4 separate regions of the Homo sapiens genome follow, and regions 2, 3 and 4 are each linked to region 1. A link is a loop called in an ENCODE intact Hi-C map of the cell type or tissue named here. Cell type or tissue: ascending aorta. All regions are shown on one strand.

Region 1 (8,000 bases):
GGATGTTTCCATTTTCAGCAGCGTCTTCCCTTCCCTCATGTTGCCCAACTCCTTTCACTCCTACAAGATCCCAAGGCATCATCAGAAGACATTTTGTGTTTCTCAAACCTGCCTGATGATAAAAATAACTTTTCATGTAATATAGATTACCAGGCCTTTCTTTTGGAAATTCTGATTCAAAGTCTAGGTTGATGCCCAGGAATCTGTGTTTTTGACAAGCACTTCTGATGAGCCTTTTCTTCAGATGAACATTAAGATAAATAGGAGGGGCTCAGGTTTTCCCCACACAAGAATTAAAGAGCCATGGCCACTTGACCTGGTTTCTGAGGGGCTGTCAAAAGTTACCACCCTAAGCCTCTGGTCAGCAGTGCTGAGGGAATGAGGGACTAGAAGAGTCTTCTGGTCTACCTCTTAGTCACCTTGGCCCAGCCCTGTATCCTGGCTCCCACCTTCCTGAAAAGACGAGCCTAAGGGAAGGGGTGCTCAGAAGCCCCTCTACTTCTAGGACTGCCCACCTGGCTTCTTGCCCATTCTTTCCACAGACATGCTTTCTGTTCTGTCCCTTCTCCCAGCTGTCATGAGCACATGAATTCATGGTCCTCTCTGTTGGGTTTGGTAACGACCTCTGCCCCATTGGGTAGGAGTTGACTTTTGCATGCAGGGAGAGCCTGATTTCTCAGTCAATCCCCCATTACTGAACCAGAGTGGAAAGAGATGAGACTGGGAGGTGGGGGGAGCAGGGTGGGCCCAGGACAGGAGTCTGGATCTGGATAGTGTGTCTGGAGGGTAAAGCAGACTGGGCCAGTTCATGCCATTCCCGAGGCTGACAGGCTACCCAGGTGCTTGTGAGGTCCTCTTTGCAGCCATTTCTTAGTAAAAATCCTCCTGGTTCCTAACATCTGCTTCCAGCAGAATTTCTGTTTAACTCATGGAGAGTTCCATCCTAGGATCCCTGTGTACATGAAGAAGATGAGAGTGAGTTAAATGCTGTGTTTGGGGGAAGGAAGCCTTCCTTCCTTGATCTCTTGGATGAGTTGCAAAAACTCATCTTGCATCTGCAGTTTCCCTCCCTTAATACTCATTACCTCTATGATGGTTTCTTTAATGCGTATGCTCACCCCTGGGTGAAACCAAGGAAGAGCAATGCTTTGAAAGATGACAGGCAATGGAGCCGGTAGGTGTAGGGCATGATAAGGATACCTTGGGGACGGGACCACAAGGGACAGAGGCAGGGCAAGGTATAGGCCGAAGTTCAGGTGGACAGCAGGGGCGGCGTGCAGAACTACAGCTCTGAGGCCCTGCGGCCAGAAGGCTGGAGCTGAGGCAGCCTTTCCATTCATCTCTGAGGCTTTCCTCCACATTTTTCAGAAACAGGACCCCCATCTCCACCCCCAAGCAGGCTAGCCAGGGGCTTGTCAGTGTTGATGAGCGACTGTGCCAAGGGTGAGGAATGAAGGTACGGAGAGGAAATTAGCTAGTCATAGGTAGACGGTTGGTGTCTTGGAGCCTCCCGTGCCTCGGCTCAGGGGCAAAAGTTGTCCCTATCAGTATCATAAATGCCAAACCTTTCTCCGGCCTTGAGTTAGTTCTTAATGTGAATGCAGTAGTCTGGACTTCCACTCCACCCAGACTTTACTCCTGTCCTCTTCCCCACCCCAGGGTTGGCCAAAAGCACAACTTAAAGCCACTGATGGACAACGCCCTGTTTCTTGTCTTGCAGCCGTCTCCAACCTGGACATAGAGAGTAAGCTGAGTGTGTACTACCGCGCCCCGTGGCACCAGCAGCGCAACATCTTCCTCCCAGCCACAAGGCCACCCTGCGTGGAGGAGCTGCACCGCCACGCCCGGCAGAGCCTGCAAGCCCTGCGCAGAGGTGACAGATCCTGGGCTTGGGGGCTTTTGCGGGAGACAACTCGGAGGTTGTCCCATCCAGGTGTCCTCTGTCCCATCAGCCCCAACACACCCCCTTATTATAGCAAGTACTTTGAAATGCTCCCGTTTCTACCCTGAAATGAAATCCATGGGTAATATGCCCAACCCATACACATAAGAAAAAATAATATTATGGTCTAAATATGATAATAAAGAGAAATTAAAAGGAAATTATTGATAATAATATCTATTTCAATATGCAAATGCTCAGGCATGACCTCACTAGAAGACATCATGAAGCAGTCAGATGTCTGCACTTGTCAAAAGCAAGTCTGGATTAAGTACAGACCTTCAGAAACTATTCCGAGGGGCAGGAGGGCATGACCATAAAAACTGGTACATTCAGTATATATTAGATATGGGCAAAAAATAAATACTTTGGATTAGAATGAAAAGGGAATTTGGCTTGACTCATAAATAGGCACTAGGTTTTTCCCCTATAAGAGATTCTGATGGAACATTTAAAATTGTGTGAGACCTGGGACACATTTTCATTGACCATCCTCTGCATTATGGGATGGCTGTCATCTTTGGCTCCCATCCAATCATTGTAACAATTAGAATGATCCCCTAGAGGGCTCTTCTGCTTCTCTTGAGAACCAGTGATCGGTCTAATGCCCCCATTCTTTAGTGGGACACGCGGAGGCCTAGAAAGGTGAGGAAACTTGCTCAGGGTCACACATAGCAGGTTAGGTGTGGTACCAGGACCCAACCTAAGCCTCTGAAATGCCTGCCAGAGCTCTTTTCCTCCTTGCCATACACTGTGTCTCATGGAAATAGGTACTGATGTTTACATGTCTCTCACAGTCCTGAGAAAGCTAGAGATAGGCTCATAGCAGTCAAAATAGGAATACAGTTTTTTCTTACACTGGTTGCTTTTCAGTGCCTTAAAACCATTCTAATTAGGACAAGGGGAATAAAAAGTAGCTTCATTGTTTTAGAGCCCCCTAAATTGGGTATCAGAAGGGGACATGTCAGCTTTTTTTGGCCTTTAGATTCTTGCTATGGAGATAGATGGTGTCTACACATTCAATGTCTTTCTTCCAAATTCCCTACACTCTTTTAAGAAATGGCATTTTGCAAAAGTATTAAAATGCAAGTAAAATATTTTAATGTCATTATCAAAGTGGAGAAACAAAATGGTGATATTGTTTTCATCTTATTTATTCCACATTTGTATAACTCCTGCCTTTTCCCCATCCTTATCTTCAATAGTTTGTTGCCTTCAATTATCATCTTTTTTCCCTCCTCATCTTTTTTCCCTTCCTCATCTTTTTTTCCTTTTAATGAAAGAGCTAACCTCCTAATATCCCTAAAGCAATTGTTTCTAAAAATTTTCCTTGGTTATTAGGGGAAGACATTGTGACACTTACAATGAAGAGTGATGATCAGTATCCTGTAGAAGCATCTTTGGCATACTTACCATTCACTTCAATTTTATAGTTGGCTAAGAAGTTCTTTTTTAACTTAAGCCACCTTCTGAAAATCTTTCTTTCCACACTTGCCATTCCTTTGCAGCCTGGATTAGGCACCCTTCCCATAATATCCTGTGCATCCTCCCATCCTGCCACTTAGAATCTTATAATCAACCACTATGGGCCTGTTTTACCAACCAACCACTAATAAGCCATTAATCTATGAGCAACTCAAGGGCAAGGATGATATCTTATTAATTTATTTTATTCAAAGCACTTAGCATGAAGCTGACATATAGTAGGTCCTCAATGAACATTTGTGGAACTGAATCAAGTTTTGCAAAAAACTGGTTGAACATTGAGGGCACAGGATGACTATAAAGGAATCTGATCGTTCTCACCAAATCCTTTCTCAGGTCCCATCATTAGAAATCTTGGGTAACATTAGCCCTTTAGGTATAATTATTTTTATCCCTTTATTTTATTAATAAGTCATCCCTGATTAGGATTTTATGGATTCCACCAGATAACACCAAGCTGCTCGTAAACTATCACATTTCACTGCTTTGTCAGGTTTAGACTTAAAGCAGAACTGAAGAACAGCAAGTGCCGATATCAATTTTCTCTGAACTTCCTCCTGTGGGGCGGTGAGAGAGGGATGTGGGGCCTCCTGGGGTTTGGAAGGAAGACTGTGGAGATGCGTTTTACCCTCCACAGACTGGCTTGTTTTGCGGTTGGCTCAATAGCATATCTTGGGTGTAGTAGTTTTAATAGCACTGCAGAGAGCCATAAACAAGAATTATAGCCATCATGGAATTAAAAACATGCAGTGTAGAATTAAAATTAGAAAGTGACTTTTTTTTTAACCTTGTCCAAGAAACACAATAGCATACTGCTGTATTCATCAGCATAATCTGCTTCTGCCATCTGGTGGCCATGAATAATACTGACCTATCAGACAACTGCCATGCTCAGCAAATGCTGCAGTGAGCATCCCTGTAGGTTCTCTATTTGGACAGCTGGAATAGCCTTGCTTCCACCATGAGGGAGTGGATAATGAAACACAGACAAATGAGGCTGTGGTGACAGCAGCTCTGTGCTTCTTTTGGAGGTGAGACTGTAAGGAGAGAGCTGGAGGACCAAGATTAAAACCTAGAAATTGGCTGCCTTCAAGATCTGCTTGATAGCAAACCCCCCAACAAATTTTATTGAAGGCAAGGGAGTGTTGTAGAACCTAAGAGTCAAAAAGCAATAACGTATGCTGCCCACAAGGAATCCCTGGTCTAGTGGAGAGACAGACAAGTAACCAGGTAATTTCAATACAGTGATAGGGAGGCTAAGAAGAAATGTACCAAGTCATTTCATAGAGCTTCAGGGAGGGTTTTGTGGAGGATGTAGCATCTACATGTATTTCAAGTTATTTAGGCTCTGATTACTTTTTTTCCCCCTTAGTAATTCTTTAATGCTCAGAGCCAGTAATGGCTTTATGTGATGCTATCATTTATGTTCATAAATCATGGAGAGAGAGATTCATAAGCAACTATAAATAGATAATTATATTTTATATTTCCTTTCCTTTCAAGTTGGAGGCTGCAGCATAAGTTTCATTGGTCTAAGGGAATAAGGAGCAAGATTCCACTGCAGTTTCAGGCTGTAGTGGACTAATGTTCTCCCTACCTCAGCACCAGAAAAAGGTATTATTAGGGAGCCATTAATCTAGCCTGCCTACTCCCAGCCTAGAGCAAAGAAAGATATATGTTTAAGATTGTGTAGGAGGGGAGCGATTGAATGGAAAATTGAGTTGATGTCTCCCTTCCAACTACTCCCCTCCTTTCACTTCTTCCTAACCAGTAACACCTGTAAGTGACTCTTCTGTACGGATTTAAGAATGTAAACACTTTTCCTTGTGTTACCCATTTAGAAAAGCCCACTGTTTGCTTGCATAATGATGGTGGCATTGGAGGTGGGCACTTTAACAAGGAAGACATTTATCTTAAACAGCCTTCGGATAAACATTGACTTTGGAGGCAGTTTAGCAAAGACTACCTACATGGTTTTGAAGACTTTGCTCTGATTGCTTATGGGAGCCAACATTTGTCAGAAGAATCCCAAGCAAAGGGAGATGGGGAATACTATCACATCTTCTAGACACAGACACTACGTTCAGGCAGCGAGGCACACGGACAGCCAAGTCAGACATGGATAGAATCAGAAAGTTCAAGAGTGCTCAGTTCCTAGTTTAGGGGGCAGCACATTGAATGGGGCAAAGAAAATGGAGCCAGCATTGGGCAGGCCTGTCAGAAACAAGTAACAGGACCTAGAAAAGCGCATGGCAGTAAAGGCACCCACCACAGCCCATTCGAAATACAGAGAAATGTAATACATTCTAATTTTAAAAGACTAGACTTTAATGAAAGCATAAATTCACTCTCAGTCACTCAGCAAACATGTGATGTAAATACTCCCAACATGAGTTATTTCCAGGTACCAACAGTTGAAAAATGGACTCACACAAATTCCTGAATATGTAGCAATCAGCTCCCCTGAGCCAGTGACAGCCAGCTCCCGTACCCAGTGGGTGGGCCGGGCAGCTCTGTTTTGTCTGTGCCTACTTTCCACTCCAGTACTGATGGCAGCAAATCTTCCACTATGTTCTCAACTTTTGTTGTTGTTGTTGTTGTTGCTTATGTTGTTTTGAAATAAGTCACACTGAACTCAGAAGTGAGCCCTCTTGTACAGATTATGAGATGGATCCACTGAAATGTATGCATCCAATTTCATATTAATAGTAAGTGAAAGTTCAATTAAAAACCATTCTGAAAATCTTATTTGGTATTCAAATTAGCTAAAGTAATGAAAACTCACTTTTTTTTTTTTTTACAGCCTTTTGCTAACACTCCCAAGGGGAAAAGAGAAATTGAAAATGCCAAGTGTATTTCAGTATTACTGCTTTTTCTCCTTCTCAGAACACCGGAGCCGGAGCGATCGCCGAGAGCAAAGAGCAGCTGCCCCCCTTTCCATTGCAGCTCCTCCACTGCCAGCCTACCCTCCAGCTCACAGCCAGAGGAGGCGTGAGTTTAAGGACCGTCACTTTTTAACGGTAAGTTTGGTGGCCACCTGCAGCCCTATGCTTGCTGCTGAGGAAACATCAGTTTGTCTGGGAGTCAGTTTCCTGCCTCCCAGTGAGAGAGGCTGGGCTGGCTAAGAGCTCAAATCATGGGCATTTGGGAACAAATTAATTTCCCTTCCTTTCATTCCTGAAAGAAACGCCTCTTTTTTGGAATACAGACATATTTTTTAGTTAACTGGTAGCACAATGCAGTAAAGCAAGAATAATTACAGACTAAAATCAGGAAAAAAAATACATACTTCAAACCTCGGTTCTTCTGCTTGCAAGCTGAAGGATTCAGGATAGGTTACTTATGTTCTTTGCCCTCAGTTCCCTCATCTGTAATATAGGGATATTAATAGTACCTGGTTTATAGGGCTAGAGGATTAAATGAGATAAGGCATGTAAAGTGCTTAGCCCAATGACTGACTGATACAGAGTAAGACCTCAAGAAATGTTAACCACAGCTGCCACTACTGTTATTACTGGTAAAGTGACAGCATGGCTGACTTGGTGGGGTGAACTGGTAAAGAACTTAAGTGATACGAAAAATTACCATTTGAAGAGTAATCATGTCATCATTTCATGCTTTCCCATTCTCCAAAGGAGGCTAGTTCTCCAGGGTAACTTAATACCATGGTGACGTCATCGCCTCTGGGGCTTTCAGCCCTGACCAGATGGATGTGGCTGTAACTCAGCCCAAGCCCTCAAGCATGGGTCACAGATGATGAAGCTGAGCCCATCTCAAAACACCTGCAAATACTATCAGCAGCCACTACAAACACATCACCGCAGATGTGCCTTCTGGGGCCTCAGTGGGGACAACTGAGCACTTTGTGCCTCTGAGCAGGCATCATTGAAGTGAGGGACTATGGCTTTTGTGACCAAATCAGCCCACACTGCCTGTCTGAATGTCTGCATTCCTGCTGTCTTGTCATTCTGGTTCAAGACCCAAAGTCTAAAGAAGTTACAATAGTGTGGGTACGAGTTAAGGTTTTTATTAGAAATTAAAATTGCGTGTATGACTCTAAATTGTGCACTCTTACGGCTTTTACAATATGCAAGAGAGATGCAAAATATTTGGGTCACATGGTGCCAAATATCCAGCCAAAAACAGACTTTATCTAAATGAACCCACATGATATAACATCCAGATAAGACCTTGAGTGATAATGGACAAAATATAAAAACATTTTTCCTATTTGTAGCTGGACTGCAGGCAGGTCCTTCAGTGCTCATCAAGTGCACACTGAGCGCCGTGTTGCACTTACTACATTGCTGCACTGCAGCCCAAGGATAAGAAAAGGAGACAAGGGCCTCTTAGGGCTTTCTAGTTCTTCAGATAGAGCAGTTTCACATGCTAGTGATTTGTCATAAAGCAGAAGTTCTTAAGCAGCTCAAATCTGCTTGCTGAGGCATTTGCTTTTAATGAGGCATTTTCTGCATAAAAATGCTAAAATATTTTCCCATTCATTATAACATGTTTTATGGCTAATTAAGTTGGTTTTCTTGGAAGGGGGAGGTGAAAGAGAAGAATTTTGAGC
Region 2 (8,000 bases), 150 kb before region 1:
GCCCTCCCTTGGCTTTGTGCTGCAGCCACGCTGGCCTATTTTCAGGCCCCCACAGGGCCTTTGCACAAGCTGAGGTGCTTTCTCCAGCCCCACCTCACCTGCTTAGTGCCTCAGCATCCTGCCAATGGCCCCTCAAGCTTCCCCAGGGAGGCTTTCTCTGACCTTCTCCAGCCAGTGAGATTCCTTTGTTGTTGACCCTCCTTCTTATCCTCATAGTGCTTTTTGCCCTATGCAGTTATATATCCAAAGTGTGACAATTGGATTAATGCGTGTCTCTCCTGCTAGACTGTAAGTTTCATGGAGTGAGGACCCATTCATTTGTGTTGATTCTTGTCTCCCCAGGAGCTGGTATCTAGAATGCACCCAACAAATATTTGTTGGTGAAGCCAGTGGGATCCTTTGCAGCTCCATGCAGTGGTTCACACCCCACATAGACTCCTAAAATATGACACTGGAAAATGAAAACTTTTTAAAATTGTTTTAAATATATAAGAATTCAGCTCTGAATGTCTAGATAATTGGTAGCATGAATTGGCCCTCGAGGTCAGGAAGACTTCTTTGCTCTGGTTTTAATTAGTGCAAAGCGGAAGCCATTTCTATGTAAATGAATCAATCCATCGAGGCACACTTCTTTAGCCCTGATTATATGCCAGGCACTGGACCGGAGCCCCAGGAAACAAAGATGAATGATATAGTCCCTGCCCTTGAAGGGAGGAAAAGCAGATGGCTGGTCCCTGGAGACCTTCCTAGCAGTAAAGAATTCAGTAACAGTATGGACGATGGCACCAGAAGTGTGCCTTGAGTTTCGTATCAACCTCAGTGCTCCCCTCACTGTGCATTTGAAGGCTTCCTCCTTTACAAAGACAAGAGCAAATTCAGAGAGCCTGAGACGTCACCATGAGATATGGTCTATAGAATGTCTCCCAGGAAGGGATGAGATCTTGGCCCTTCAGTGAAAATGCCAACATTATTGGAAGAAAGCCCAGACCAAGGCAGGGGCTAGGGCTGGGGTTCTGGAGTAAACTAACTGGCATATAATCAGGGCTAAAGAAGTGTGCCTCGATGGATTGATTCATTTACATAGAAATGGCTTCCGCTTTGCACTAACCTGGGTTCAAACCCTGGCCCGGCCACTTACTGGTGGGCAACTTGGGCCCTTTTCTTAACTTATCTGAGCCTTAGTTTCTCATCTATGAAATGGGTATAATAGCTTCTACCAGTAGAGCCATGGGGAGGAATAAATAAAATCCTGAGTGTGAGGCATTCAGCACAATGCCTGTAGTATAGAGATGCTGAATCTATTGTTATGATGAGTATTAGCTCTGCAGAGCAGGGCCTACCAAAGACCTACGTGGATTTTTCTATAATGAACAACAACCATCACCAGAAAAGGCCAGTAAGTTGCTGGCAAGTGTCTGCCCCGCCCACCACACAGGAGTGTGGGGGCAGCAAAGACATGGGAGAGGGCCAAAGCTCTTAGAGAAGTGAAAGTCATTGGCATGGCTCTATATGGAATCGTCTCCAGTGTGTGAGTCTGTGTGCTTAAGTCCTTTACAGATTTTTCGGCAACCTTTTTTTGTAAGGTTGCTCGTTGATTTTTATTTTTTTGAGTGAGACAGGGTTTTGCTCTGTCACCCAGGCTGGAGTGCGATGACACGATCATGGCTCACTGTAGCCTCGACCTCCCAGGCTCAAGTGATCCTCCTGCCTCAGCCTCCCAAGTAGCTGGGATTACAGGCATGCACCACCACGCCTGGCTAATTTTTGTATTTTTTCTATAGAGACAGGGTCTCTGTATGTTACCCAGGTCTTGAACTCCGGAGCTCAAGCAGTCCACCTGCCTCTGCTTCTCAAAGTGCTGGGATTACAGGTGTGAACCACTGGCCCTGGCCTTGTTGACTTTTAAAATTATGACTTTTAAAGCAATCAGGGAATAATCACTTTCAAGTACTGAGCACAAAGTGATGACTCCTGCTAGGAAGATGGACAGGGCTGGGGTCATAGGCATGGTCTTGGGTCTTGGAGAACTGAGTTTGCTTCCTGACACAGCCCTTTGGGTCCCATGACCTTGGGCAGCCCCCACAGCCTCTCTAAGTCTTGCTTTCATGGCCTGCACTATGAGGTTAATAGTAATGCCTATTCTGAGGGCTGTTTTGAAGATTACATGACATAAATACAGAAATGTCTAACACTATGTCCAATAAATTGTTGTTTCTCTTCTCTTGCCATTAATATGCACTTTTCTTGAGCAAAAGTCTTGTCAGCACTTAACAGAATTAATTACAAAACCTAATTAAGGGAGTCTATAAGTGTGATATTTTACTGTTTTCTCCCTTTTGATGATGAGTTCTCTAACCTACTGAGAGGAAGAAAGCCTTCTTCGGACTGTTGCCTGAAAGGTCATTGTGTGTGTGTGTGTGTGTGTGTGTGCATACACACGTGTGTCTACTCTCACATTAACACACTTTGCCCAGGATGCATTCATGATGCCCTGGCAGCCAGTGGGTCTTTGGAAGGAATTCATAGGATTGAGACTATGAGTTGATTTCATGAGCAGAAAATTGTATATTTTGATGAGAGAACATTAGAGAATGCCTCCTGAAGAAGAAGGTCACAAGGAGGCCAGTGTGGTTAGCGATGCCTGGGACATTGATTTTGGGAAGTAATGCCATGTTTTTCTTCCCCCAGGCCTATAGCTACCTTTGCTTAGCCAGCACACGCCCTCATGTTGGAGACCTAGGTGGCTCTTGGTGGATTTTTGTGTTGCTGTAGCTTTCCTGTTTTGAAAGTTAGGGACAAGAGCTCAGAAAGCAGCAATGTCTTCAAAGAGAGAAGTTAAAATTCTAGTTATGACTCTAATGACTCTAGTGGCCCCATAAATGGCAACTCCCCAGGGTCTATGGCTTCATGAGAGACCCTTGGCCAAATCCACTGTGGGGTTCCAAAATTTAATTGTATGGACTCTTCCAAGCATAAAGGCAAGTTTATAAAAAATCATTTCCAACAATTTCCACAGGCCCTGGTTGTTTGATTCAGGAACTGAATAAGTGCCCAGATTCATGTTCAATGTTTGTCCTTGCTTTTCTAGCAGATGCTATTGGTGCCCACCCACAAGTTCTTGGCATCTGGTGTCCCAGTGCACACCTGGAGAGTGTCCTACTCCAAGTGTCTGCAGTTCTCTTCCTGAGGGCTTTCTGTCAGCCTTCGAGCAGGGCAGGCCCAGAGTGCCTGGGGATTAATGTTCCTGAACAGCCTTCAGTCAATGAAAGATGAGAGCTGGAGAATCAATACCCTAGCTTCCTCACTTCTCAGGTGGGCCAGCTCTGAGCTGTGTACTACAGTGTCTCCCAGAGTCTCCAAACAAGATTGAACCTCAGTTGCCTGTGGCAGAAACCTGTTTCATAACCTACCTTTATAGCTTCCTTCCCTTCCCCGTCTCACTTACCCCCTCTCCCACTATGTTTCCTGAAAGCATCTCCCAAACATATCCCACCATTTCCTCTGACCTTGGGGATTTCTTGAGATTTTGTCCCTCTTCTATAAAATGATGGTCACAGGTTGCTTCTGCTGGGGTGTGATAGGTGGATCAGGTGGAACAATGATTTGTTGCATGGGATGAACTGAGCATTCCAGGTCATCTAGAATCTCTGTGCCTACTAGAAGCAGTAAGGAAGGCCCTCTCCTAGTCACAACCAAAAGCACCCCCAACACTGCCATATACCTGTAGGGGGCAGCACCATCCCTAGTCAAACACCGCTAACAGATATTTCTCGTCTGCTCTAGTTTTGACATCCTAAGGTGAGTTGATTGATCAAGAACCTCAGACTGGGATAGCGCCCACCATGGTATATTTCAGTCTGGGGAGTGGTGAGGAGTGGCCGAATGCTAACTTTTTCTTTTAGAGACAGGGTCTTGCTCTGTCACCCAGGCTGGAATGCAGCAGTGTGATCACAGGTCCTCACTGCAACCTTGGACTCCTGGGCTCAAACAATCATTTTGCCTCAGCCCCCCAAGTAGCTGGGACCACGGGTGCCCACCACCACACTCGGCTATTTTTTAAAAAGCTTTTTGTAGATATGGGATCTTGCTACATTGCCCAGGCTGTTCTTGAACTCCTGGGCTCAAGTGATCCTCCCATCTTGGCTTCCCAAAGTGCTGGGATTACAGGTATGAGCCACTGCACCCAGCTGGTAACTCTTGAATAGATTCTGTATTGTCAGAAATAACCACTGACTTGCCTCCTTCCTGAAATGTCGAAGAAGGGAACATTTAACTCATTCCCTCTGCTTCCCTAAACTCCTTGGCCAAGTTCCCCCTTCATTCATTTGACAGGTCTTCCCTGTGTCTGTAGCTGGTGATGAACTTTAAAAACTTGCATTTGGGCTGGGCGCAGTGGCTCACGCCTGTAATCCCAGCACTTTGGGAGGACAAGGCAGGCGGATCATGAGGTCAGGAGATCAAGACCATCCTGGCTAACACAGTGAAACCCCGTCTCTGCTAAAAATGCAAAAAATTAGCCAGGCGTGGTGGCGGGTGCCTGTAGTCCCAGCTACTCAGGAGGCTGAGGCAGGAGAATGGTGGGAACCTGGGAGGCGGAGCTTGCAGTGAGCCGAGATCGCGCCACTGCACTCCAGCCTGGGCAACAGAGCGAGACTCCGTCTCAAAAAAACAAACAAACAAAAAACAAACAAACAAACAAAAAACTTGCATTCGGACCTATGTGTGTTCCAAAAGCACTGGCTCTTTCTTACAGCCAGCTCATCCCTGGGCAATAACATCTCCAGCTGTCTCTACCTAGTCAGAGATCCATGTGTAGAGTATAGAGGGAAGGAAAAAGTACTGGAAGGGTTGCTCCTTCTGAGTCAGAGTCAGATTTGTGATTTATTGATTTATTCCTGAACCATTTGTTGTTCTGCTAGTGGGGTGGTTTGGGATTTTCTCTTTCTTACAGAAAAGTTAGAGGAACCCAATAAATTGCTTCTTTTTCTTTAAGAAAATCTAAAAGTATATTCTTGTGTGGGCAAGATAGGTCTCACTTATGCCACACACCTAACCACTGTCTGACACGTAGGAAACTTTCTATAAATGGGTACTGTGTTGACTAATCAACAAGTTGTTCTTGTTCGTTGCATGAAACCTTTGAGAATGTTTCTTTGCAAAGCCTCTTTTTTTCCATTCTAAGACGGTATTTGAAGACCATGCTACCAGGCTTTTATGGTGTATGGTGAGTTGAATTTTTCCAGGAAGGAAACTTTTGGGGAATTCTAATCTTGATTTTCTATAAAGTGATTGAACTGTGGAGATAAATTGAAATATGAGTCATGAAATGTATTGAAATAGCAGCAAAGTCTTGCCAGATGGAAAGCAAAGCAAAGACTCTTGTCATGTCCAAGCAAGACAAAGACCAATTTACAAAAAAAGGATAAGTGGGGCATCTTCCTTCCATCTGTCCCATCTCGGGCACGTATATGGCACCAAACTTGAAGTGAAGTTTCTGGTAGATGTTTTGCCTGTTCTGTTAGGTTTTGGAATCAGCAAAACTGACCAGCTAAGTTCGATCAAAAGCACCATTAGGAGATGAGAGCTTTATCTTTAAATGTGATCCAAGCATAATGAACAATGAAATTCCTGTGATTAAAGGTTTAAACTGGAGCAAATCTACACCTAGAAGAAGACAGAATCTCTTTGGATGAGGAGGAGAAAGCAAAGTGAATTGGAAGTAAATTATGTAGCTGAAAAACTTCCAGTAATATGCTTCCTAGCCTGCCCCAGGCAGAGATAAGGACAGGGTCCTGCCTGGTGCTATCCTGAGCTAACTTCTCAAAAATCAGACACTTTGGAGGTGAATTTCTGTAAAAGGACAAAGTTGAACTTCAAAAAAGAAAAGTATCAGGTCCCCCCAAAATGGAGGTGGCCTGTTGGCTCAGCAGAGTGGCTAAGTCAAGTAGGAAATGTGGTGTCTGGCCTAGCAGTGACAGGAGACTATGTTGCATTAGGGGTTAGACAAAGGTCAGCAAAGCCAAAGGGTTTAAAAGAGGCGGGAGTGGGGACTGTCCTGCTCAGCTTCCTGACCCGCCAGGCTGATGTCAGAGGGTTTATTCAGATTTGAGGGCTTTTGTTTGGGGGGATTGGAGTGATTCCTAAGAGACAATGCCCGACTGGAGGCTGGGGGCACGCGACGCCTGAATTGAATTTGGGCAGTTGCTGAGCAGATGGGGATCAGAGGGGAAAACAAAAGGGAAGCTGTTCCCAGCACATCCACAGGAAGGGAGAATTGCAGAGCCAGCCACGGGCAGGAGGGCTTCCTGCTCAGCCTGGCTGTGGAGGCCTCCAGTGCCCCCATCTTGCGGAAGGCCAAGCATTCCCAGGGCTAGTGGGACTTTGGCTCTTTCGCAGAGAGGAGAGAGGGTGGAATTGGAGGCAGGTCAGGAGCATGAACTTCTTGAGTTCAGATTTCAGGTTTGTGCATTTCCTCATCTGCAGGCTGGCAAGGTTCCTGGACTCATATAGTCTCACACCCTCATTTTCAGGTGCGGGAGCTGAGACCTGTAAAAGTGCACTGCCTTTCCTGGACTCTGTCAGTGTCTTAGGTTGGCTTCCTCTAAAAGCAGACATGACATGAGGAATGGAGCAAATGCTCTTTGCTCAGGGGGGTCCTGGAAGCAGTGGTTAGGGCCTGGAGAGGTAACACAGGGACGAGAAGGAAGCTGACATAGGTGCACTAAAGAGTAGGCTCCCAGCGTGGGCAATTGGGGCTTCGTCCTGTTGGGGACCTCTGGGAAACTAAGCAGAACACACGTCAGAGTTTCCTGCCTAGGAGGTGAGGAAGCTGGGGTGTTCTTCATAATTCCTGCCCTTTGCTGATTGCTCCCAGAGATGTTGAGTCCTGGCACTTCTGTGCTCCAGTGACCAGAGAAAGCCCTCAGGGAGAGGGTCATAGGTGTACGGAGCAAGAAGCCATGAACACGTGCAAAGTGGGAAGGGGCTTCACCGGATAGATTTCTGGTCATGCTCTCATCAATTTCCTTAGCTTGTGGGGAAGCCAACCTTTCTGAGGCCAGGAAAGCATTTCTCTGGGTGCCCAATGTTGCACAGACAGATCAAAACCGCTTTTCTTTGCTCTTAAGTGGGGCGTACACTTCTCTTCTTCCTGGGAGCGCATTAGATGTCCAGGTTGGATGTACAGTGACTCTCCCTCTCTCCTGCTTCCCTGTCTAGCCACTGCCCTTGTCTTTCTGCCTCCCTTTCAGCCAGGCTTTTTGGCTTTCCATTTTATTTCCAGTAAAAGCCAGAGTCCCAAGCACCTACAGGAGTCTACATGATGGGCACATGCCCTCTACCCACATGCGTCTCTCATGACACCTCTACCATTTTTCCTCTTTCTCACTGCATCCCCACTGCATTGCCCCCTTGTTGCTTCTTAAGCCTACCATATATGCAGGGTCTTCCTTCAAGGCCTTTGCCCTTGCTGTTCCCTCTGCCTGGAATGCTTTCCCCTGAAAGCATGGCTCTGGCTCTTTCCTCTTTAGGAGAGAGTCATATCTTGCCTTATTGGTTAGTGAGGCCCTTCCCAACTACCCCATTTAAAACAGCACACAACCACTCCCTTTCTCTGTCCTCCTTCCCTGCTTGATGGTTCTCCACAGTCCTTAATGCTCTGCGACATAGCATATAATTGGTTTATTTAACTTTACACCATGTATCTGCTTCTCTGCTTGGCCTTTCTTGAATATAAGCTTCATGGGGTCAGAGACCTGTGTCTGGTTCACTGCTGTATCTCCAGTGCCTAGAATTGTGCCTGGCACATAGTAGATGCTAAACAAAATTATCGAATGAATGATCAGTGGCAATTAGAACATGTTTTCTCTTTTTCCTCCCTTCTCTAGCTCCTAGCACATGTCTGGGACCTTTCTGCCCTAAAATTGAAGCATCCCCAGGGAAGTTTCTCCTTGTGCAGTAGACAGAACAGAGGCTTTGGACCCTAGCAGACCTTGGTTGGA
Region 3 (8,000 bases), 450 kb before region 1:
CCATTCTTTCATAAGCATTTTTTTAAAAAAACTAAGTTCCAAAGTCTAAGGGCTTTATTATATCATTTAAGGATGCTTTTGGTTGCAAGTAACAGGTGACCCAACTAAAATGGGCTTAAACAATTAGATAAGCAGGCTCTAGGGCAGAGTTAGTGGCTCAATGACATAGTGGCTCTAATTCCACTTCTCAGATCTTCTCTTTGATTTCCCTCTTGGTTCCAAGAGGACTGTGGCAATTCTGGGTGTTACACACAGGTGACAATTTCCAGAGGCAGAAGAAAAAAAGAAACCTTTTTCATGAGCAAGGGAAACCTTCCCAGAGACCTCCATTGGCATTCTCTAGGTCTCAGAATTGTCTAACATAACAATATCTAAACTAGTCATTTGTCTGGCCAGACGCGGTGGCTCACGCCTGTAATCCCAGCACTTTGGGAGGCTGAGGCAGGTGGATCACCTGAGGTCAGGAGGTCGAGACCAGCCTGGCCAGCATGGTGAAACCCCGTCTCTACTAAAAAATACAAAAAATTAGTTGGGCGTGGTGGCACATGCCTGTAATCTCAGCTACTTGGGAGGCTGAGGCAGAAGAATTGCTTGAACCTGGGAGGCGGGAGGTTGCAGTGAGCCACGATCGTGCCATTGCACTCCAGCGTGGGTGACAAGCATGAAACTCCGTCTCAAAAAAAATAAATAAATAAAAGTGAAAATAAAAACAAACAAAAAAAAGAAACTAGTCATTTGCAAGGGAAAGGCTAACACCCTGATTGGCTTTGACCAAAAAGTATTTCCTCCCTGGTTCTGGGGAGAGGTGTGGCCTCCCCTGAAGGACATGGCTTCTACTTGAAGGGTAAACAAAAATCAGTGTGTTCTTGGCAAAAAGAAGAGGATAGAATGGTCATTGGCTGGACAATCCACAGTGTCTGTCACAGTGCTGTTTAACTTAGTGCTCATTTTGAATGGGCAACCTGATCTTTTATGGAACAAGAGAGAAGGAAAAGCTTTTGCTAACATAAGTCATGGGGAGAAGTGACTTCTGAAATATCACAAAGGCTGATTCCCGAACAGTTGGGAAAGAAGCCAATGGTCAACATAAAGGGGAAAATAAAGAATAACAGCTCAAGGATGAGGGAGTTGAGCAAAACACAGTGTGCCGAAGAGGGCACTAATATAAGTTGGTGGCAGGAGGTGAATGTAGTGCAGAAAATAGAGTAAGAATGAGGCATAAGGATTAAATAGGAGCATGATTACAGAGGAGGAGAATGGCAAGTGCATCACACATACTCAGCAAGATGGCAAAAGAAAGACTTTGAAGGGGAGTGGGATGCAGGGAGGGGCAATAAGATGAGGCCAAAATATTGAGCTGCTCATCTGTGCTTGGCATGTGCTGGTTACTTAAAGTAGGTGCTGAGCTGCTCTGCTTGCATCCCATGGTCCTTTCAGAATGCTTTGGCCCACTTCCAACTGCAGGTGATGGAGCCTGCATGCCTCAGGGCTCATTGCTGCCCCCTCCTACCTGCTAGACAGTGTGAAGGTTGAGGAATTAACACCCTCCTGGCGTAGCCCTCAACTAATAACTCTTAGGAATTGGGATGTAAATACCCCAGTTCCCTCAACTCTTGTTTGAGATAATTCTGATTTAGAGGGTTTGACGCTGTTTCCCAGAGTTTTCCTGCAGGATGAAATCAGTTGCCCACTGTGGTAGCCAGCTTACCAATGCCCTCTTTATGGGCTGTCTCCCTTCTCTACTTCGCTTCTCCCACTTCCCTACCAGTCTACTCTGCACCTCCCAAATAAACTAGTTGCATCTGAAGCCTTTTCTCATGATCTGCCTTATACCCAGTTACCACAACAACCCTAAGGGTAGTAGGTATTATCAGCTCCAATGGATAGGTAAGGTAACAGACTCAGGCAGGTCAAGGGACCTTCTCAAGCTCATTCAGTTGGTAAGTGGCAGAGCTCAGATTGAAATCCAGGTCTGTCTGGCAAAAGCCCATTCTCTTTCCCTAATAACAATTTGTATCTTGGTGATATTGAACAAGACGCTAAAGCAAAGACTGGAGGGCCTGGATGAAGCTAAGAACTGTGGGACTGCTGTGCCACATGTCCACAACCTGTTCTAGGCAGCAGCTGGTTGCTTTAGGATTTACATCTATCAGGCATTTTCAGGCCAAAGTTCAAGAAGCCGAGGCAACATGTCTGCTTGTAAGCATGGTGAGATGAGACAGACCAAAGACCGTAGTCACCCACAGTGTATCAGAGGACCCATAGAAGAACATGGACCCTGATTTCAAATTACAATCTGAACCAGAACTAAGATGAGAACTCAGGGTCTGACAGACCATTGCCTATAGCTTGGACTACATGGAAGAGCTTTCCAGGCAAGAATGTGACCAGTGAAATATATCATACATGGTTGACCATTGAGGCAGTTTGATGGATGGGTTAGAAGATGGATTTTGGAGTCAGACAGATCTAGATTAGAATCTTATTCCATCACTTCCTAAATTTCCGTTGTTCTGGCAGCTCCCCACCTCCAGAACTTAAATGTCTCTGTTTCTTTCCTAAGGGCATTCACTGACATCACTGGAGACTGCTCAGCCACAAGTAGGTACAATTCAGAATCACTGGGTGGGTTAACACCCCTGGGGGAACTCTCAACCAATGAGGAATGGGAGTCAGTGGATACATGCTGCAGCCTCTCCATATTCCAGTGAGATGATTCTGAAGGTTTTTTTATTCCAAAAAATTTTGATTTCTCAAAGGATCCCCAGCAGAATTGAGCCTCTGTTGCCCAGAGCTCTAACCCACTCATTAACGCACTTATTCATTGGTTTTTGTCCCATCCCTATGTCACTATTACCAAGTTGCTTAATTTTCTTAAGCCTATGAAATTCAAATCACGCCGTCATCACAGAGTTGCTGTGAGGATGGAAAGAGCTCCTATGTGTAGAGTGGTCTGTACATAATAAGCATTCAAATAAGAACATGGTTATTATTGATTCCTTGTTTTCAGCGGTTAAGCTCCATCTCTGCAGTCCCAGTTCCTCCACTAGGTGGCAGAATATCAACATTCATTATCCATGGACGGCATGTCTCTTAGAGTAAGTAAAATAATTAGAGACTCTGAGGGACCATGGCCAGTGTGACATAAGAAGGGCAAGCCTATGATTAAAAACAACCCAAATAAAGAAAGTGGTGCCCTGAAATTCCAGCCTCAGTCAGATCATTGTCTGATTTACGGCTTTGAAAGGTAGAGACTGTTGGATGAATTCCCAAAGCAACATGGGGAACCTGTATGAGAGAAGCAGGTGGAGTCTGTTTACAAAAAATTACTGGGTGCCATTTTCCCATGCCTGGGGTAATCCCAAGTCATGGGAGATGGTGGGGGAATGGCAAAGAGCCAAGGAAAACCCAAACAATCACACAAACAAAGTAGAACTTGGAAAGGGTCAGTGTGATCCTGTGGTCAGTTTTGGGGCAAAAACCTTACAGGATTATTTGTTATTCCTTTTGGTAAGATGTTTGTATCACTGGACAAATCATACTAGCTGAGGATTCATCAACTCTCCGGTTAAAGAGTGGGAAGGACGGACCTTTATCCACTGGCTTCCATCCCTCCTTGGGTGAAGGTTTACCCTGGGGTATTAACTTCACCATACATGCAAGGAGTTAAGATGCAGGCATTTAAGGCAGGAAGCTATTGGCATGTTAGAAACTGTCTACCACACCTGCTGATGAATTAGGTGGGAAGATGAGATATGGGTTGGGGGCATCAACAATGACTGCTACAGCAGTGCTTTTCAGAATTTAGGGTATATGCAAATTACCTGAAGATCCTGTTAGGTTGTGGATTCTGATTCTATAGATTTGGGTGGTGACTAAGATTCTGCCTTTATAACAAGCTCCCAGATGATGGTGATGCTGCTGGTCCATGGACCATATTTTGAGAAGCAAGGGCTAAACTATTCTTTAAACCAGTCTTGCTATTTATTTTATCATCCCACATCATTGTTAACCCAAACAACACTGCAGGTACTAGGACCCTTGAGCTTTGGTCTTTCCCTCTCTGGACTTTCAAAATGGGGCGCTTGGCTTAGGTGAGCTATTCCTAATTGGGATAGTAGATGTTGGGAGGATAGGAGAGAGGAATTTTTAAAATGGCATTTCAATATTTAGAAAACACTAAGATTTTTTTTTAAGCTACAAAAAAGTAAAGTAGGAACAGATCTTCTGAGCTGGCCAAGATCCACAGAGGGCAACTCTAGTTTCACATCTCCTGGTTTCCTGAAGGTGACCTAGAGATTTTCATTTTTACATAAAGGAAGGTATTGGTTCTAAAAGGTTGAGAAAGACTGGATTTGAAAATCCATAAGACCTCATTCAGGTCTAATATCTTTACACTGCATTTTATATAACCTATTATATTGTTATATCAAATTGCCAACTAATGTCTGTCTTCCCCATTGGCCTAGAAGCTTCTCTAAACAGGGATTCATCTTCATCTCTATCACCCACTATAGTGCCTGGCACATAGTAGATGCTTAGTAAATCCTTGCATGTGTGCATGAGTCTATGGATTTCTTAGCTCTAAAAAAATTGTGATGCTACGCACGAGGTTGAGCTACACTCTGCCTTTTCAAAAATGTCTTTCTTTCTTTTTTTTTTTTTATTGATCATTCTTGGGTGTTTCTCGCAGAGGGGGATTTGGCAGGGTCATAGGACAATAGTGGAGGGAAGGTCAGCAGATAAACAAGTGAACAAAGGTCTCTGGTTTTCCTAGGCAGAGGACCCTGGGGCCTTCCACAGTGTTTGTGTCCCTGTGTACTTGAGATTAGGGAGTGGTGATGACTCTTAAGGAGCATGCTGCCTTCAAGCATCTGTTTAACAAAGCACATCTTACACCGCCCTTAATCCATTTAACCCTGAGTGGACACAGCACATGTTTCAGAGAGCACCGGGTTGGGGGTAAGGTCAAAGATCAACAGCATCCCAAGGCAGAAGAATTTTTCCCAGTATAGAACAAAATGGAGTCTCCTATGTCTACCTCTTTCCACACAGACACAGCAACAATCTGATTTCTCTATCTTTTCCCCACATTTCCCCCTTTTCTATTCGACAAAACCGCCATCGTCATCATGGCCCGTTCTCAATGAGCTGTTGGGTACACCTCCCACACGGGGTGGCCGCCGGGCAGAGGGGCTCCTCACTTCCCAGAAGGGGCGGCCGGGCAGAGGCGCCCCCCACCTCCCAGACGGGGCGGCGGCCGGGCGGAGGCGCCCCCCACCTCCCTCCCGGACGGGGCGGCTGGCCGGGCGGGGGCTGACCCCCCACCTCCCTCCCGGACGGGGCGGCTGCAGGTCGGAGGGGCTCCTCACTTCTCAGATGGGGCGGCCGGGCAGAGACGCTCCTCACCTCCCAGACGGGGTCGCGGCCGGGCAGAGGCGCTCCTCACATCCCAGACGGGGCGGCGGGGCAGAGGTGCTCCCCACATCTCAGACGATGGGTGGCCGGGCAGAGACGCTCCTCACTTCCCAGACGGGGTCGCTGCCAGGCAGAGGCGCTCCTCACATCCCAGACGGGGCGGCGGGGCAGAGGCGCTCCCCACATCTCAGACGATCGGTGGCCGGGCAGAGACGCTCCTCACTTCCTAGATGGGATGGCGACTGGGAAGAGGCGCTCCTCACTTCCCAGACTGCGCAGCCGGGCAGAGGGGCTCCTCACATCCCAGACGATGGGCAGCCAGGCAGAGACGCTCCTCACTTCCCAGACAGGGTGGCGGGCCGGGCAGAGGCTGCAATCTCAGCACTTTGGGAAGCCAAGGCAGGCGGCTGGGAGGTGGAGGTTGTAGCGAGCCAAGATCACGCCACTGCACTCCAGCCTGGGCAACATTGAGCACTGAGTGAATGAGACTCCATCTGCAATCCCGGCACCTCGGGAGGCCGAGGCTGGCAGATCACTCCCGGTTAGGAGCTGGAGACCAGCCCGGCCAACACAGTGAAACCCCGTCCCCACCAAAAAAATACGAAAACCAGTCAGGCGTGGCAGCGCGCACCTGCAATCGCAGGCACTCGGCAGGTTGAGGCAGGAGAATCAGGCAGGGAGGTTGCAGTGAGCAGAGATGGCGGCAGTACAGTCCTGCTTCCACTCGGCATCAGAGGGAGACCGTGGAAAGAGAGGGAGAGGGAGAGGGAGAGGGAGAGGGTCAAAAATGTCTTTCAAGATATTTTTTGATCTATATGGTACTAACCCCTTTGAGGTTTTATTGTAATGGAATTCTAGCCATATACAACTCTATGTCCAGAATTTAATAACCCTATTAATTAATGAGAGCTGCTCCAGGGCAAGTACCATTTAGTGACATCTAAATGACTATTCTTTGGCAGAAGAAATGGTTGAAAATGGTGCTTTAGGCTGGGTGCGATGGCTCACCCCTGTAATCCCAGCACTTTGGGAGGCCAAGGTGGGTGGATTGCCTGAGCTCAGGAGCTTGAGACCAGCCTGGGCAATATGGTGAAACCCCATCTCTATAAAAAATGCAAAAATTTGCTGGGCATGGTGGTGCATGCCTGTAATCCCAGCTACCTGGGGGGTGGGGCGGCTGAGGTAGGAGGATCACTGGAGTCCAGGAGGTTGAGGCTGCAGTGAGCCAAGATCGTGCCACTGCACTCCAGCCTGGGTGACAGAGTGGGACCCTGTCTCAAAAAATACATAAATGAGAAAGGAAAGAAAGGAAAAAGAAAGAAAATGGTGCCTTGGAGTAAGAAACATCTGCCCTGGTTTGCCATGGAAGAGGAGTCTGTGGAGTATATTTGGATGGGCTTTGCCTGATTGAGCTTGCCAGGGAGAGGCGGAGGCACCACTAATTACATGTCTTGCATTATGGGTTGAAAGTAGATACACAGAGCAAATGCTCTGGCCCACAAAGCCCCAAAATGCGATGAAAGCAACGTAGACTTCAAGTTCATTTTCAAAATTCCCAGCAATGCAGAGCAGAGCCAGCTATATGATTTTTCCTCTTGTTTTCACGTGGCACTTAAGACACAAAAGAATAAACCAACTGAAGATCTGAAAATCAACTTGCAAATCCAGAAAAAAAAGTGGCAAAAAATTATAGAAAGTGACTATGTTAACATGTAATTTTTATTAATTAGTAACTCTCTTGAGCCCTTGCTGTCCTTGAACTAGGTCAGCACCATTGCTTTGCTTGACTTTATGCAAACTTGATTACACTCAGTTAAAAATTGCTCTTCTCCAGGTAGGTCTCAGTTATATGACAGCCAAAGGGATCTTCCTAAAGGGAACTTGGGAGGCTGAGGCAGGAGAATCACCTGAGCCTGGGAGGTCGAGGCTGCAGTAAGCTGTGATCACGCCACTGCATTCCAGCCTGGGTGACAGAGTGAGACTCTGTCTCAAATAAGAATAATAGTAATAATAATAATAGAAAGAAAGGAAGAAAAGTGGTAGAAGCAGCAGGCACAATGAGAAACCCAAATGGGCAGTGAATGGGTTAAGTGAGCAGCCCTGCCTTGAGGTTCAAAAGAGAAACTCTATAATTACAGAATGGGGAGGCCAGCTTAGCAGCAGCCCATAAAAGTAAAAGCTAAGAGGGTTCAGACAATCTCAAGAAGCCAACAATGAAATGCAGGTGCCCAATGGCTAAATATCTGCCCAGTGGCAGAAGTAGTTGGACTACATTTCCCAGCCTCCCTAGCAGTTGGATGTGGCCATGTGACTGAGTTCTGGCCAACAGAATGTGAGCAGAAGTGAGGTCTTCTATTTCCAGATCTGGTCCATAAATATTGTCCACACATGCTCCTGTATATTTTTTCCCTTTTTATCTTTGTTGTTGTTGTTGAGACAGAGTCTTGCTCTGTCACCCAGGCTGGAGTGCGGTGGCACAATCTTGGCTCACTGCAATCTCCACCTCCCGAGTTCAAGCGATTCTCCTGCCTAAGCCTCCAAAGTAGCTGTGATTACAGGTGCACACTACCACCCCCGACTAA
Region 4 (8,000 bases), 850 kb before region 1:
TGCTGTGATGTTTCCTCCCCACTGTGTTCCTTTCTTTGGTGAGTGATGGAAGAAACTCTCCTTTTCCCATAGCACATTGATAAGGTGTTCAAACATAAGGAACTGCAACAGCAGCTCGTGGATGCCAAACTGCAGCAAACGACACAACTGATAAAAGAAGCTGATGAAAAACATCAGAGAGAGAGAGAGTTTGTAAGTTCTACTTCTTAAAAACAAAGACATTATTGCCAACATTGTAACTGAGGCCATTTGAAACATCAAATTGTAACCAAGGCCGTTTGAAACATTTATCTATTCTACCTTTAATGTAGCACCTGGGGGCATGCCAGCTGGTGTTTTGCTGTAGATTGAGAAGAGAGTATGTGGTGTGTGTGTGTTAGAAAGCATTTGGCTGTTTATTTCTATTTAACCTTTTATACAGAAAATATACTGGAAAGATTATACCAAATCAGTGGGAAGACCTGCACTTGTTGTTTTTCTGTGCTTAGAATATTTAGTTCCCATCTTAGATAATGGTCATCAGGTTCAAGAGTTGTGTGCTCACATTTAGCATGTTAAATTTGGTGATTCAGTTTAACAACAAGCTTACCAAGCCACAGCTCTCCTATATATGATTACATTTTGTTTTCAAACAAGTAACTTGAAACTGGGGAAGTCATTTATTTACTTACTCTGGTATAATTTTCTGATAAAATTTAAACAGAATTCTCTACCCTAATCACTCAGCATTGTTGCCAGTGTATGCTCAGATTCTATTGCCTGTCAGTAATTGTGAATACAGTGGAATCTCATTGGGTATGTATATTACCATGTGCAAATTCAGCTAAGTGCTTATCCACAAGGGAGAAATGATTGCAATAATGCAGACTGTTGCATCCACAGCCCTGACATGAGCACAGTGTGAAGATTCAGTTCCTGAGTGGCCCTCGTCATGCGGGCATGTCACACTGAGTGCATCTAGGGTTTAGAGAGACATGTTTTTCACAGTGTCATCCTTCCATATGAACTGACAATAGTATCCAGTGTTCAGCTGAGAAATGGTTATCATTTCCAAAGTTGGAATATAAATTTTATACACACACACACACACACACTCATATTCATTACATGTGTGTACTTTCTGGTTGCTTCAGTAGGACTTTTCTAGGCTTCTTTGGACTATGTGTGATATTTTACTTCAGGGACTGAATTTCACAACTGCCTACTATGCAACTTTGTGATTTTCTTGAAAGCACAAGTACTATATATAAATGAAAATGTCCACCCCCTCCCCGCTTTCTAAAAAAGTGCTCAGAAACCAGGTCTCAAGATTGATTGCGTTGCTTTCCCCATACGCTTTCACTCTGCCTCGTCTTGCCTCAGGGAATAGCGGGGCTTTTCTAAGTCACCCAGATAATATCAAGATTATCAGCCGTGTTCTCTGCTAATACTGTACATGTAATTATTTTCACCTAAAACACAACAATTTAACTCTGAGTTTTAGAAACCATATTAGGCCCCCAGGGTACTTTTTCTGCTTCAGCAATAAAAAGATTGTTCCTGCATTCCTAAGTGTTAACCAGTGGGACAGATAGAAGATACAGGTAAATGGCAATTTGTGGAACAGACTGTTTCATCTGTAGACCTGTGGTTCTTGCTAAAATAGAAGGATGAAGCCTAACTCTGATCATTTGATATTTAGTCCTGCTTGTAATTACCATTAGCATTTTGCCAGAATGTTTCTGTTTTCTAGTTATTAAAAGAAGCGACAGAATCGAGGCACAAATACGAACAAATGAAACAGCAAGAAGTACAACTAAAACAGCAGGTAACTTCACAGCAGGGGATAGTACAATTTGTAAGAAAAATCTGTGGTTCCTTTGATTCTGCATATCTTCAATCTCCTCTAAGATGGTTTTGCTTTTTGCTTTTTCCCAGCCAGAGCTGACCAGGACTGAGGCAGAAATCTCATGGCCCTCTTGGTATTTTCCACTTTATTTAGGTTAACTACCTCATCCCAGTTTGCCCAGCACTTTCCTGGTTTTGGTACTGAAAGTCTCGTGTCCCAGGAAATGCCCCGTCTCAGGCAGCCTGGGACGGTTAGTCAACCTGTCTTCAGTGACCCTTTCTAAGAGCCCAGATAATTCCTCCCTTTTTCAGTCGGTTACACTAAATTTCCCACTAAAGGAAAACTGATACATCTGCATATTTTATTTATTTTGTATCAAGTTGAACCACGTGAAATTGCTAAACAAGACAAGAATATGTCCTTGGCCTAAAAAAATGGCAATTTCATATAGTGAACTCTAATATCTTTAGAGTTTTGTGCTATAAGCACGTAAGTTGTTTTAAAAACTACATATAGCTGGGTGTGGTGGCACGCCTGTAGTCCCAGCTACTCAGGAGTCCGAGGCGGCAGGATCGCTTGTGCTGGTGTTTTTCATCAGGGCCCTCCCTCTTGTTCATTCCAGACCCTGTAAGTGTGTCCTGCTGTGATCTCTCTCTGTGGTTGCCTTGTGTGGAATGAGTGTAGGAGGAGTTAGCTCCTTAAAAAAAAAAAAAGGTACAGGAAAGACTTGCCGTGGCTTTACAGATGGGTAAAATTAGGCATTTCTACCTATACATTCATCCTTTTTTTCAGTTAACTAGATTACATTTGGCTGAAAGAAGTGTTACTTAAAAGTTTATCATATAAGTTTTTGTGAAGACTCTAGATTAGCTGTAAAATAACACTGAGACCTTGAGACTGGCATGATCTTCATGAGCACCTCTTTGGAGTGCTGCTTTTCTTTGGGAACATCTTACAATGTGATGAATTTAAGGTCCTATAAAGCTAGCCTAACTTAGAGTGAATATTCAAGAGGTGTCAGATATGAGGAATCTTTGGAACCGAAGATCATGCCAGAAAGCTTCTAGGAGATTTGAATCTCTTACTTATCAGCCCTATACAGTCAGTTGTCCATGTAAATAGAGATGAGAATTGATGTGGAGAAGGTACGAAGTCTCCAGATGGCTTTGGAAGATGTTCCTGAACGTGGGTGTCATTGACAATGCTGCGGAAGTCACCAGAGGGCCCTTTTACCAAGCCCCCAGGCCAGCTCCAATTCTATTGTACTGTCACCATCGTAGCTTCTGTTGTCTGTGATCTGTACCACTCAGAGTCCTCTTATCCAGTCACTATTTGTTTCCTTTGCTGTCACCTCTTGTTTTCCTCTAAATGTGGCTGTCCTTCCCAAGCATGTCTCACCTTCTCTGCCCTCACCATGTCATTTCCCAGCATCTGCTGGTGTAACTCAAAGTCTTTGTGCTGTCTTCACCCGCTGTTTTGTAATCTAGCCATGGAGGTCCATGTGTGATAATAGTGGCCACTTATTGGCTACCCACTGGGCCAGCACTGAACTCTCACATGGGACAGTCTTTATTTGGATGTTCCATTTTCAATAAAAGTGGACTGTGCCTGCGAGGCGCAGTGGCTCATGCCTGTAATCCTAGCCAAGGCGGGCGGATCGCTTGAGCTTAGGAGTTTGAGACCAGCCTGAGCAACATGGTGAAACCCCATCTCTATAAAAGATACAAAAATTAGCCAGGTGTGGTGGTGTGTGCCTACAGTCCCCTCTATTCAGGAGGCTGAGATGGGAGGATTGCTTGAGCCCAAGAGGGAGGTCGAGGCTGCAATGAGCCGTGATTGCGCCACTGCACTCCAGCCTGAGCGACAGAGTGAGACCCTAAAGGACCACATCAAAACTGCTGTAACTTCTAATGTCCCTCAGGCACTAATACTGCTCCCTCCCTCTGCGTGAGCACCACTCTTGCCCCAACTCCAGGCCTGTCATGTCAGAGGCCCCGTCAGTGTCTGCTAACAAATCCTGTGTGTTCTCCAGGTCACCCTGCATTTCTCTTCCTGCTTTGTCCTCATCCCAGGCCAGGCCCTTGTGCAGATGTGGCTTGGCCATCTCACAGGGACCTCGTCTAGCCTAACAAGCACAAGGTCACTGTGAGATGACTAACTTTCAGTTGGCTTCTGCGTCCACCACACCACAGTGCGTGCTGCTTAAGTGCTTCCGGGATGGCCCGTCCCCCTGCTGGCTGTGGCTGGGCGGGCACCATCATATTCCACCCTGCCCTGCATCCTGTGCGCTAGGTGGTGCTGGTGAATATTCTGCATCCAGCACTGCTTATGCTGTTTCTTGGCCTCTGAAGATCCTTTATTCTTCTCTGCTTTTCTTATATCTATCGTGTGATCTTGCCCAAAATACTTTATTCCTCTGGGTCTCTCTCTGTTCCCCTATCCTGAAAATAATGTGATTATGTTGGATAGTCTCTGAAAGGTTCCCTCCTGGTCTAAGATGAACTCATTCAGCTCACCTATGAGGGCCAGCTCAGGCCTCCCACATGAAGCTTCCCCTAAGTATCCTGAGCCTCAGTGTGCCCTTCCCCGTATACTTCTCTGGACTCCTTTCTAAGGGGGAGAAGATGGTGACTCCATTTTATATTTTGCTTGCCTTGTTGGTTAGCATTTTTCCCTCATCCTTAAATAAAAATTCCTTGAGGGTAGGACTATGTTAAGAGTAGATCTCTTTACGTTTTCTTTTAATTTTACTCTCACCGAATTCTTCTTCCCCAACCAAACCAATTCTTTGGCTTCTGTTGCATTTTCCTCCCTTCGTTAAGGAAAGAGATACCATTGCTATCAAACTAAGAACTCTGCAGGTGGTATTCTAAAGGAATGATCTTTTCCCAAGGACAGTTTTCACTTGGCAGGAGAGGGGTAGTTGGGCGAGCACTCCACATGCATGACGTTTATAGTCACCACATCCTTCAGGCTGTGTTATGACCAATGGGTGGAGATCTAATATTAAAGTCAACAGAATGTCCTCAGTTTTAATGCATTTCTGTGGGTTGTCAGAACTTTAGCCATCTATGTCTGGTGTCCAAGGATTGGATGTGCATTTGTTCGTATTTCTATCACTTGTAATAAGTAACCATACTACGTTCTTTTGAAAGTTTGGGAACTGGAATTGTTTGCATGGAACTCAGAATGTTTCATACTTTTTTTCCTATAGCTTTCTCTTTATATGGATAAGTTTGAAGAATTCCAGACTACCATGGCAAAAAGCAATGAACTGTTTACAACCTTCAGACAGGAAATGGAAAAGGTATTTACATATTTTTAGTAGAATAGTATATCAAATGGAATTTGTATAAGCTCTTTTAAGTGTGATTACTATTTTGCTGAGTTTCCTTTGTTATGATACTGTCTTCATTTTCTCTTTAGTGATCCTCCAGTGGCATTTTTGGTCATTTTGCCCTCAATGTACCCCAAGTAGCTAATGTTCTCTATGCTCTTAGAATTCTACCTTTATTATAGTGAAATCCTATATTAAATGCAACTTGTTAGAAATAAAGTGGTGGTTTTTTTGGTGTGTTGCTGTTTTTTGTTTGTTTTAACCACTTTAGAGGATCATCCTCAGCCCTCTCATAAAACTCTGTGTCCTTGGAGATTAACTATTGAAAGACATCCAAGCCCAGAATAATAATCATATATTTTGGTTGGTTGATATATCAGTGTTTCTACCTTTTTTAGCTTCTCTGTTTTTCTTATCTTTACTCCCACTGAATTCTTTCTCCCCTGACCCAACCAATTCTTTTGCTTCTGTTGCATTTTCCTGCCTATGTTAAGGAAAGAGATATCCTTGAGATCAAGCTAAGGACCAAAGTATATAATTCTATGCATATCCAGCCAGCCAGCCAGCCTTATTTTACTTGGCATCCTTCCCTTAAAAATGGGGGATTTAAAAACATAGCGTTGGGTTGGGGAGAAGTACAGTAGTGCCTGGCACTTTGTTAGCATTCAGTAGATGTTAGTCATGACTATTATTAGATCTCACATAGTGGTGGAGACCGTGCGCCCTGGGTTAATGTCCCAGTTGCATCATAGAACGTGTGACTATGGACAAATTGTTAAACCTTTCTGTTCCTTCACTGTTAAAATTGGTAACAAAAACCTGCCCTTCATGAAATAGAGTATTTCAGACAGTGCTTGGCACATTAACATGTACTCAGTTACCATGTGGCTGATTGGTGCTCAAATTACCACCTCCAGGTATTTTTAGACCTGGTAATCTGGAGAATTCCATGAGCAGCAGATTCGTTCTGCCTGCCAGTCCTTTCAGTTGAGGCTGCAATTGAGGGGGCGCTGTTAGGCACAGTGCAGGTGATAGCTGGACGCCAGCACAGACTCACTGTTGAGGTGGAACAGAGAGTTCCCGCCTCCTGGATCTGCCATCCTTCTGGTCCTCTGGGACTGGAACACATTCCTCTCTGTCCGTGGCTGCAGAGATCACCATGGGTCAGCAGTCAACCTAGGTCTTCCACCAGCTCTTCCCATGGCCTTTGTCCCGGTTTGCCTTGTGTTACAGTTTTGTGGGTAATTACCCAAGGCACAGGGCACTGGCTCTGTCTTATCCTTGTTTCCCTTAACACCACCTGGCTCAATGCCCCGACCTGGATCAGAGCTGGTGTGCAGTCAACAGTAGATGAAGGCATATTGAGAAAGTAGCTAGCTACAGGCATGGATAAATGCATCCTGAATTTCTGAAAATTGTGTTCTGGTAGCATAGGTTTAACACTTCCCTGATTTGGGGACCCACTTTATCTTTAGCAAAATCTGAAGTAAATCAGCCTCACGAATTGTGAGGATGACCAAAGCTGAGGTATTAACTACTTTTATCTTCTTGGTCACTGGAGTCTTACCTGAATCATGCTGCCTTGAGTTCTGAAACTGATGTGTTCTTGGAGGTTGTGGTGGAGTGTCAGTTCTTAATGTCTTGTGGGGCTGAAGATCGCTGTCCTCCCAAGAATCTGAGGAATTCGTTTAATGGACAGAAAACTCAGTCATGGGCATTTTTTCATACAACTTAGGGAGAAGGAGGGCTTGTCTCTCGCTACCCGGAGCTGGGATGAAAGCTGCACTTCAGCCTTAACTGAGTTCAGAGTGTGGTGGCTGACAGCTTCCTCCATGTGCTGCTGCCTCTGAAATTGAGGAGATTAAATTTGTTTTTCTCATAATACAAACCCCCTTCTTTGGTTCCACCCTAGGAGCTTCTGAGATAAGCTCTGCTACCGACAGGCAGGCACAGCTACTTCTATAAAGACACACACAGCTGTCAGCTGGGTGAGGGAGGTGCAGGGATGGGGGAGGGGAGGGGCACAGAAACATTTTTGTGTACTGGGACAGGGAGTAGAGATAAGGAAGGGAACTTAGAATTTAAATGTGCAATTGTATTCACAGATGACAAAGAAAATTAAAAAACTGGAAAAAGAAACAATAATTTGGCGTACCAAATGGGAAAACAATAATAAAGCACTTCTGCAAATGGCTGAAGAGGTGAGATGGTTTCCTGCGACTAAGGTGTAGTCTTAGTCATGGGGACTCCTTGAGTTCAGGTACCTATCGGGGCCGGGGACGTGTGCTGTAACACTACTACCATAGTTGAGGACTCCAGCCCGCGTTGGGGCGGGGGTGGGGATGAGTTGCTGGGTAGAATCTGTGACTTCTTTCCTGGCAGTTAGGTTAGGGACAGGGCCCTGAGTGAGGGGCTGAGCTTCCTACCACCCAGTTAATCAGCCCAGGCTTGTGTCGGAGATAGCATAAAACATCTAGATTTTGCTTTCTTCTACAGCAGTGATTTCTCAAACTTGAGCTTGCATCAGACGCCTGCTTGTTAAGACCAGGATTGCTGGGCTTCTCCCAGAGGCTGAGTCACTAGTTCTTGGGGGCGGAGGCAGATAATCCGCCTCTCTAACAAGCATGCAGGTGATGCTGATGCAGCATGTAGGGCCTTTCTAGCTTGACTTATTAGGCTTTCAAAAAAAGCAACAAAGTACGTTTTGCCTGTTTTATATAACACTTCAGGAAAGAAAGAAAACGCTGGGGCACATGTGTACAAGAACCTTGTTCTCGGCTGGGCACAGTGGCTCACGCCTGTAATCCCAGCACTTTGGGAGGCCGACGCAGGCGG

Evidence for each region. Peaks named below come from ENCODE experiments on the same cell type or tissue, not always from the same donor. Only the 100,000 strongest peaks of a DNase experiment are listed, where the experiment ranks them.
Region 2: it touches region 1 in a loop (5-fold over the local background); 45 of 110 quality-filtered maps call a loop at or near these places.
Region 3: a loop joins it to region 1, with 11 times the contacts of the local background. A loop is called at or near these places in 82 of 110 quality-filtered maps.
Region 4: a loop joins it to region 1, with 5 times the contacts of the local background. A loop is called at or near these places in 10 of 110 quality-filtered maps.

What each region holds. Positions count from the first base shown.
Region 1 is chrX:17,686,022-17,694,021 of GRCh38, forward strand. NHS (NHS actin remodeling regulator) reads left to right here. Exons shown (of 9, transcript NM_001291867.2): 2 at 1,721-1,873; 3 at 6,314-6,447. Among named protein-coding and RNA genes, the nearest start is that of SCML1, 47 kb to the right of the region's middle. RefSeq lists a silencer at 4,295-4,354. In ascending aorta, a CTCF peak has its summit at 4,295 (motif pointing left); a DNase peak (open chromatin) is centred at 4,310; H3K27ac peaks cover 355 bases.
Region 2 is chrX:17,531,693-17,539,692 of GRCh38, forward strand. All of the region lies in intron 1 of NHS (NHS actin remodeling regulator), which reads left to right. All of the region lies in intron 1 of LOC101928389 (a long non-coding RNA gene), which reads left to right. Among named protein-coding and RNA genes, the nearest start is that of NHS-AS1, 23 kb to the right of the region's middle. In ascending aorta, a CTCF peak has its summit at 3,729 (motif pointing right); a DNase peak (open chromatin) is centred at 3,744.
Region 3 is chrX:17,239,630-17,247,629 of GRCh38, forward strand. No RefSeq gene overlaps it. Among named protein-coding and RNA genes, the nearest start is that of NHS, 130 kb to the right of the region's middle. In ascending aorta, a CTCF peak has its summit at 3,043 (motif pointing right); a DNase peak (open chromatin) is centred at 3,072.
Region 4 is chrX:16,832,551-16,840,550 of GRCh38, forward strand. It overlaps TXLNG (taxilin gamma), which reads left to right. Exons shown (of 10, transcript NM_018360.3): 6 at 73-192; 7 at 1,733-1,807; 8 at 5,043-5,135; 9 at 7,271-7,366. LOC124905251 (a long non-coding RNA gene) reads right to left here and starts at 7,275. Exons shown (of 2, transcript XR_007068399.1): 1 at 6,733-7,275; 2 at 2,176-6,310. In ascending aorta, a CTCF peak has its summit at 4,071; DNase peaks (open chromatin) are centred at 4,034, 5,861, 6,186 and 6,475; H3K27ac peaks cover 1,731 bases.